2 separate regions of the Homo sapiens genome follow, and region 2 is linked to region 1. Evidence: chromatin contacts called from ENCODE Hi-C or POLR2A ChIA-PET data. All regions are on one chromosome and are shown on one strand. The core of a region is the stretch at or near the end of the contact, and the rest is flanking DNA. Distances in the headings are between cores, read along the strand shown. Region 1 overlaps CMTM8 (CKLF like MARVEL transmembrane domain containing 8). Region 2 holds the start of CMTM7 (CKLF like MARVEL transmembrane domain containing 7).

Region 1 (4,325 bases), core at 898-3,397:
GGTGGCGGGCGCCTGTAGTCCCAGCTACTCGGGAGGCTGAGGCAGGAGAATTGGCGTGATCCCGGGAGGCGGAGCTTGCAGTGAGCCGAGATCGCGCCACTGTACTCCAGCCTGGGCGACAGAGCAAGACTCCATCTCAAAAAAAAAAAAAAAAAAAAAAAAAAAGGTGGAATCACAGAAAAGATCAAGTAAAATTTTAGATCTTGGTAATTTTCTTTTATAACTTTCCAGAGGATGTCTAGTTATTTCAAGGAGTACTAAGAGTTTCTCAAAATGGATCCAATTCATTAAAAAGAGAGGGAATGAGAGGCATCTGGGTTTCTTAAAAGAAATAAAATATAGGTTGTCAACTCCAGATAGTTTAGGAATTAGTATTTAATACTACATAAGCCACCAAAAAATATGCCATCTGCTCCATAAGTCACCTTTTTCAAAGCATGTTCTCAGAAATATTTTATGAAGCAAAGGTTCATGGTCAAATCTGGGAAAAGCTGGACTCAAGCCATCTCTTGGCAATGTGTCATATTAAAGCATGGAGTCACATAGTACAACATTAACTGTGATTAACCTGGCCTTCCAACCTTGCTCAGCCATGGAATCTCTTTTGCTTTAACATTCCAGGGATCCCACTGTGGGTGCCTTCGCTGAGCACCTGGCCAGTGATGCCTCTATTCTAGCAACTGGTTCATCCTGCCCCGTTTTGTGGTTCAGTGTCCGCATCTCTTCCTTGAACTGCAAAGTCTTTGAAAACAGGGCTGGGCGTGGTAGCTCACACCTGTAATCCCAGCACTTTGGGAGGCCGAGGTGGGTGGATCACTTGAGGTGAGGAGTTCGAGACCAGCCTGGCCAACATGGTAAAACCTCGCCTCTAATAAAAATACAAAAATTAGCTGGGTGTGGTGGCATGCGCCTGTAATCCCAGCTACTCGGGAGGCTGAGGCAGGAGAATCACTTGAACCTGGGAGGCAGAGGTTGCGGTGAGCTGAGATCGTGCCACTGCACTCCAGCCTGAGTGACAGAGTGAAACTCCATCTCAAAAAGAAAAAAAAAAAAAGAAGAAGAAGAAGAAGAAAACAGAGGCTGTGGCTTAGTTACCTTTGTTTCCCCACAGCACTTAGTTCACCACTGAACCAATGACCAAAGGCTCACTGGGGCACTCAAAAGTCAGGAAGTATGAACAGGGAAACAGGGACAACTGTGATGGGAATTTTTTTGCCACTTATTAAGTTTTCACCTATGTTCACTAGAACGCAAAAAAAAAATAAAGATCTGTGTACAAGGCTATCAATATCTCCATCAACAAGGCCTCAGTTGGACCCCCCCCGCCACCCAACCCTGAGCCTACCCTAGAAAATTTTCCTTCCTTACCAATAATGGAAAGAAAGAAAGGCATATTAACATTTCTAGCCCTGGCGTGGAGGCTCATGCCTGCAGTCCAAGCACTTTGGGAGGCCAAGACAAGTGGATCCCTTGCCCAGGAGTTTGAGACCAGCCTGGCCCACACAGTAAAACCCTGTCTTACCAAAAACACAAAAATCAGCTGGGTGTGGTGGCATGCGCCTGTAATCCTAGCTACTTGGGAGGCTGAGGCATGAGAATTGATTGAATCCGGGAAGTGGAGGTCACAGTGAGCTGGGATGGTGCCACTGCACTTTAGCCTGGGCAACAGAGTGAGACTCTGTCTTTAAAAAAAAAAAAAAAATTTTCTGGCTTACTCTGCCTACCCACCCTCTCCCCAGTAGGACCTGCCTTCACACCCCTGGTGTCTGAAGGGCTGGCTGCTCTTGAACTAGGAACTTGCATCAACCCTCCCTCAATTTCTGCAGAGCAGCCACTGGTCAGGAGCTTCCAGCACTCCTCAGCAAATCCTCTGGTACCCCAACCAGCCCCTGCAGCCCTGATACACCCAACATTGCTCTCATGTCATAATAACCACAGAATAACAAGGTTGCCCTTTTCTTAACTCACACTGCTCCCCTTTCTCCAGAGGGCCCAATGGTTGATGGAGAACAAAGTAATGATGCTTTACTTTTGTAGGGTGTAGCTGCTACTGCAGCTGTACTAGCCTCCAAAATGAGAAATAGATCCTGTAGAACCCTCTCCAGGAACTAGCCTCGGCAGCTTCTCTGAGACTGAGTCATCTTCCTTTATGATGCTTAGAGAGTACTGGCATCCAGATCTTTTTTTCTGAGACAGGGTCTCGCTCTGTCACCCAGGCTTGAGTGCAGTGGTACGATCATGGCTCACTGTAGCCTCAACCTCCCAGGCTCAAGCAGTAAATTTTCACCCAGTAAATTCCACTCCTCACCCTTCTATGTGTCCACGAGCCTAATCTTTCCTGGTCGTGTGACAAGAACATGGTTTTTTTCTATAACAGCACAATGAGTCATTCTTCCTCCCACTCTTCCCTCTTCACCTGGTCTTTTAAAGCAGTGCTTTGCAAAGTGTATCAGTTACCTGTAACTTGCTAAACACGGATTCCAGAGCACTAAACCCCCAGAGATTCTGACCCAGTAGTTCTGGGATGGGTCCCAGATGTCTGCATTTTTAACAATTTCTCCAAGAGATTTGGATGCTGGGCCAGGCCTGGTGGCTCAAACCTGTAATCTCAGCACTTTGGGAGGCCAAGGTGGGCACCTTGCTTGAGCTCAGGAGTTTGAGACCAGCCTGGGCAACATGGCATAACCCCTTCTCTATTAAAAATACCAAAAAATTAGCCGGGCATAGTGGCATGAGCCTGTAGTTCCAGCTACACAGGAGGCTGAGGTGGGAGCCTGCTAACAGGCTCTCCACCTCACTGACTGAATCCCAGCTCACTACACAGGAATACGAAATGCTAGGCTCCCCCCTGCTGCAAATAGCATGAAATTTCCAAGGCCCCACCCTGTTCTCCCAGTGCTCAGGTGGACATTACTCAGAAAGAATCCGTCGGGAAAGAGCGGGCTTCATTCGGGACCAGCAGTCTGGTTTTTCAGTTTTCAGGCTGTTTTAGGCTTAAGGTGGGGTTTCACCAGGGGCAGGAGTTGGCTGCCTCCTGTCTCCATCAGTGCTAGGCAGAATAATGGCCTCCAAGAGATGTTCATGCCCTGATCCTCAGAACCCATGAATATGTTACCTTACATGGTGTGATACTGTGATATAATAAGATATACATTTTGGTCTTCATCCACAGTTCTTGCCTTATAGCTCCTAAAACCCTTATAATTTCCTAAGTGATTAGAGCAATAGGAATATCTTTTATTATAAGATTTGGTCTTTTGTCCTTGGTTCCTGGAACAGCCCTGGACCAATAAAGGTGAAAAAAAGTCTTGTTATTTAATAACAAGCCCCTTTCAACCACATCTGAGTTTATGTTAATAAGGTGATTTCTGGAAAGCTACTAGATAACCACCACAGGATCGGGGGCGGTTGCTAGGGGGCACAAATCATGTGATTAGAGGGTTAGAACCTTCAGCCCGACATCCCAACCTCTGGGTAGGGAAGAGGGACTGAAGATTGAATTGATCACCAATGGCCAGTGATTTAATCTAGCGTGCTTCTGTCATGCAGCCTCCATAAGAACCTCAAAGGACAGAGTTTGCAGAGCTTCAAGGTTGGTGAGGAAGAACATGTTCACATGCCAGGAGGGTGGTGACCCCCAACTCCATGGGGACACAGCTCCTGCTCCACACCCCTGCCCACATGCCTTGCCCTGGGTACCTCAGCTTCTGGCTGTTCATCTGTATCCTTTGTAATATCCTTTACAGTAAATGTGTTTCCTGAGTTCTGTGAGCTGTTCTAGCAAGTGATTGTACCTGAGGTGGGGGTCACAGGAACTGCCAATTTGTAGCTAAGTCAGACAGAAATTGTGGGATTACCTGGGGACTGAGAAAGAAAAGAAACTTTTTATCTGAGGGATGCGGGCCCCCTTTAAATTATCAAGCCTAGGGAGGCATTGAAATGAGACATTTCATTTCAGGGGTCACATCTTACCCCTCTGCCCTTGAACTAAGTAATCATCTCCGAGTTGCTTGCTATGAGGGCTCTAGACTGACGCCACAAATAGCTATAAATTAACGTAACAATGCCATACACTGGATACCATAACCCATACCCTGTAGTTCAACAAAGTATAGCCAATCTCTCATCAATGTTACTTCCGTAAACCAAGGAGAATTCTTGAAAACAATTTTTATAATCGCCCCTCCTCTGAGTCATCCTTTTTTCTTTAAAAGCTGAAGCCTCTCTTTTGTTCTCCAGAGGACTTCCCAGTGCTTCCCGGGCTGCAGTCATCAACTTATCCCAAAGCAATTCTCTACCTGTGTTAATTTGCCTCAGTTTCTTCC
Region 2 (4,127 bases), core at 882-3,381, 78 kb before region 1:
CAAGTCTTTGTTCTCTTTTTTGGAACAACAGGCCCCACTCTTGCCACTTGCAAATTGGCCCAAGGACCACAGGCCAGAGGCTAGCTGAGGAGCTTAAGATGAGATGGAGATTTCTCATCTCCCAGTATCTTTATTCATCAAAATCATGGACCACATGAAGGCTTCTCATCTCCATTACCTTTTCTTTGTACCTTTTTTTTTTTTTTTTTTTGAGACAGGCCTCCCTCCGTCACGCAGACTAGTGCAGTGGCACAGTTCACTGACCTTCTCAGTTCAATCAATCCTCTCACCTCAGCCTCCCAAGTAACTGGGACTAGAGGCCCATGCCAACCACACAAGGTTTTAAAATTTTTTTTGTAGAGATGGGGTCTCGCTATGTTGCCGAGGTTTCATCTCCATTATGTTTGTGTACCAAACTCATAGACCAACAAGAAGACTTTTCATCCCACAATATCTTTGTCCAGCAAACTCAGGGGCCAAGATGGAGGCTTCTGATCCCATTCTCTGTCTACCAAACTCATCCCTTCCAATGCTCAGGTAGGATATGTCTCACCCCAGCCCATCTTTTAAGGATGGTGAGATGGGCTGGTCTCTTCTATTTGGCTGATCAAATCTCTTAGCCTGGGCCAAAAAATGCCCTGCTCAAACCCAACAATGCTCAGCACCAGATTTTTTTGTACGTTGCTGAAATGGCTCTTCCTAGTTTTTGGTCTATCTAGACACCGTTCTTAGGGAGGCAGGAACTCAGCGCCCCTTCTCTTTAGGTCTGGCCCAAGCAAGACATGAGGGCCACCTCATGCACACTCAGTGTCTGGAATGGCAGTGCTATAGATGCACAGACGTCCTGTGCCCAACCCCCTGGGGCCAGGCCACCTTAGCAGGCCCCAGCTTCTGGGTGTGTGACCTTGTCCAGCCCCACACTCCTTTCCCCACACCTCTTTTTGAAACTTACCGCTCCCCTCCCCACCGTTCTTGGTGCAAACATTACAATGGTGGAGACTCACAAACAGCCCAACCCAGTTTCAAAACACATCATACAAACGGAAAAGTTGTTTCAGATTACAAACTTTTAAAGAAGAAAAAAACGGGAGGGGAGAAAAGAAAAGAGTGGGGAACAAGAGAATCGGCCAGGCAACGTCTGCCCTGGTAGGAGGCCCTTGTGCTGAGTTGGTCACAATCCAAGCCCAGACACTCATCCTGCCTGGCTCCACGGGTGACTCCCATTCAACAGTCTGGCTCCCCTACATGAGTACCAGCCCCTGACAACAGGCCTTTCCCAACTGACCCCCTGCCCTCCAGAGCCCCCTGAGACCCGGGCCCTCCCTCGGAACTTGAGGGCGCAGGGGACCAGGACGGCCGTCTCAACGGTCCCAGTTCTTTTTCCCCACTATGGAACACAAGACCCTCTGACCTCCTCCTTCGAGCGAAACTGCACACAGAGCAGGGAAGCCCTGCCGCGCTGGGTTCGGAGGAAAGAGGAGGCCGTGGACGGGGAAGAGGTCGGGTTTCGCTCCCTCAGCGCCGCCGCCTGGGCGACTCTTCCACCCCCGGCTCGGGTTCGAAGCGGCGCGGCCCAGAGAAGAGGAAGAAAGACGAAAAGGAACTTTGCCCGTGGTTTCAGTCAGTAGGCGGGTCAGGCTTCGCAGGGGGGTGGCCGGAGAAACTTGCGACCCTGGCGACCTGGGTCCGCGGGAGCAAGGGCCGGGGCGGCTCTGGGGACTGAGCTCCAGCGCGGGGGCTGCGGCAGCAACTTTCCCGGAGGAAGCCTGCCGCGAACTTTAGCGACGCGGTGCCCCGCCCGCTGCGCGATGCTCCCTGGGCTCCGGCCGGGTCCAGACGCCCGGCGCGTCCGCTCCCGGACCCCTGCTTTCCCGGGACGCCCTGTAGAACCTCGGCCTCGCGCCCCGCGCTCACTTACCATTTGCGCCACTTTCAGCAGGGCCGCGTGGGTGCGGGGGTAGCTGAGGTCCAGCAGCCCCTCCAAGGGGCTCGCGCTGGGCTGGGCCGCGCCGGCCCCGGGTCCGAGCGCGCTGCCGCTGCTGCACGTGGTGCGGACGAGCCCGGCTCCGTGCGACATTGCGCGGCCCCAGCTCGCTGGCCGCCTCCCCGGGCAGCTGCCCAGGGGCCAGATACAGAGGGCGGGCCGGGGGCGGGCGGGGGCGGGCGCTGGCGAGGGCGGGGCGCCCGGGTCCCTGCCCCGCTGCTGGAGACGCGGAGCCGCCTCTGGCGGGATCCCTCCGGTGACTGGCCGGCCGGCGCCTTCCAGAAAGGTAGCGGCAGTCCCGGCCCTCGTAGATGCGCGGAAGTTAGACTGGAGCGAGAGGAAACCGGATGCCTTGGGTCGTGGCCTCTCCGAGGTGGGCAAGGCCCGGACCACAGCTGGTACTGAGCCTCCTGGGATTTTGTGTGGGTGCGGCTGCGGATGTGTGCTGAGAGCACTTTACTGAAGTTTAACTTACATAAAGTGTGATGCCCAGACCTTACGTGTTCAGCTCCACTAATTTTTATATATGTGTACACCTGTGTAACCGTCGCCCAGATCAACAAATAGAACGTGCCCATCACCCCAGAAAGTTCCGTGGTGGGCCTTCCTGACCTACCTTCCTTCCCTGGCCCCATCCTTATCCAGCCTCAGGCAACCACTACAGTGTATTCTGCTTTCTGTCACTGTAGGTTCATTTTGCCTGTTCTTGGACTTCATAAACTTGAAGTAATACAGAATATTCTCCTTCAACATAACAAATTAGAAGATCCATCCTGTTGGGAATATAAGTAGTTCATATCAGTTCCTTCCTTTTTATTGCTGAGTAGTACTCCACTGTGCAAAGATACCGTATTTTTTAAACGTTTACCCAGTTGATGGACACCAAGCTTGCTTCCTTCCTACCTGCTTGCCTGCCTCCTTCCCTCCTTCCGGCCTTTCCCCCCTCCCTCATCTCTTTTCTGGCTATAGTCACTATTATGGTACACGTTTTTTTGGTGGATACAAACTCTCATTTCTCTGGGACAAATATCTGCAAGTGAACGCACTGGTTACAAGGGGAGCATATGTTTGCTTCTGTTAGAAGCTGTCAGCCTGGGGAACATGGCCAGACCTCATTTCTACAAAAAACAAAAAATAAAAATAAATTAGCTGGGCCGGGCGCGGTGGCTCACGCCTGTAATTCCAGCACTTTGGGAGGCCGAGGCGGGCGGATCACGAGGTCAGGAGATCGAGACCATTCTGGCTAACACGGTGAAACCCCGTCTCTACTAAAAATACAAAAAATTAGCTGGGCGTGGTGGCGGGCGCCTGCAGTCACAGCTACTCGGGATGCTGAGAATGGCGTGAACCCGGGAGGCGGAGCTTGCAGTGAGCAGAGCTTGCGCCACTGCATTCGAGCCTGGGCGACAGAGCGAGACTCTGTCTCAAAATAAAAATAAAAATAAAAATAAATAAATAAATAAATTAGCTGGGTGCAGTGGCACATGCCTGTTCAGGAGGCTGAGTCTGGAGGAGCCTTGGAGCCCAGGAGGTTGAGGCTGCAGTGAGCCATGACAGTGGCATTGCACTCCAGCCTGGGCCACAGAGCAAGACCTTGTCTCAATTAAAAAAAAAAAAAAAGACAAGAAAAAGAAAAAGCTGTCAAACAGCTATCCAAGTGACATTCTATTCTGTATCCCTTTTGGGTTGTTTTAAAAATGAAGAGGCCAGGCGTGGTGGCTCACACCTATAATCCCAGCACTTTGGGAAGTCAAGGCATGAAGATCCCTGGAGGCCAGGAGTCCGAGATTGCAGTGAGCTATGATCTTGCCACCGCACTCTTGTCTGGGTGACAGAGTGAGACACTGTCTCTTAAAAAAAGAAAAAGAAAAAGAAAAGGAAAAAAACATAAAAATGAAGACAGGCCCAAACGGGACTACCAAAACGAGGTATGTTATCATGTTCCTTTTGAGCAGTGTCCCTGTGGCCATACTTACATTTATTCATTTGGAGATAACATCAAAAAATCTGGCTGGGCACGGTGGCTCATGTCTGTAATCCCAAAATCAAGCTCACAAGCCCAAGTTTGACACCAGCAAGGGCAACATGGAGAAACCCCATCTCTACAAAAAAATACAAAAATTAACTGGGCATGGTGGCACAT

Evidence for each region. A loop is a pair of places that touch in the nucleus more often than their neighbours do. ChIA-PET counts read pairs that join two places held with the same protein, here RNA polymerase II (POLR2A). Pooled maps may share reads with other maps.
Region 2: a loop to region 1 is called in a pooled map, with 2.2 times the contacts of the local background. The contact joins the promoter of CMTM7 here to the enhancer-like site in region 1. A Hi-C loop is called at or near these places in 2 of 168 maps with a recorded cell type or tissue (CD4-positive, alpha-beta T cell and colonic mucosa) and 3 of 50 pooled maps. POLR2A ChIA-PET finds 5 or more read pairs at or near these places in 10 of 52 experiments (AG04450, B cell, CD4-positive, alpha-beta T cell and 5 more).

The regions. Positions count from the first base shown.
Region 1 is chr3:32,311,858-32,316,182 of GRCh38, reverse strand. The region is part of intron 1 of CMTM8 (CKLF like MARVEL transmembrane domain containing 8); the gene reads right to left. Among named protein-coding and RNA genes, the nearest start is that of CMTM8, 75 kb to the right of the region's middle. Within about 2 kb of position 2,147, at least 5 of the 41 ENCODE cell types and tissues checked have a DNase peak (open chromatin) inside an H3K27ac peak, as active enhancers do.
Region 2 is chr3:32,389,857-32,393,983 of GRCh38, reverse strand. It overlaps CMTM7 (CKLF like MARVEL transmembrane domain containing 7), which reads right to left and starts at 2,131. Exons shown (of 5, transcript NM_138410.4): 1 at 1,919-2,131. The coding sequence starts at 2,077.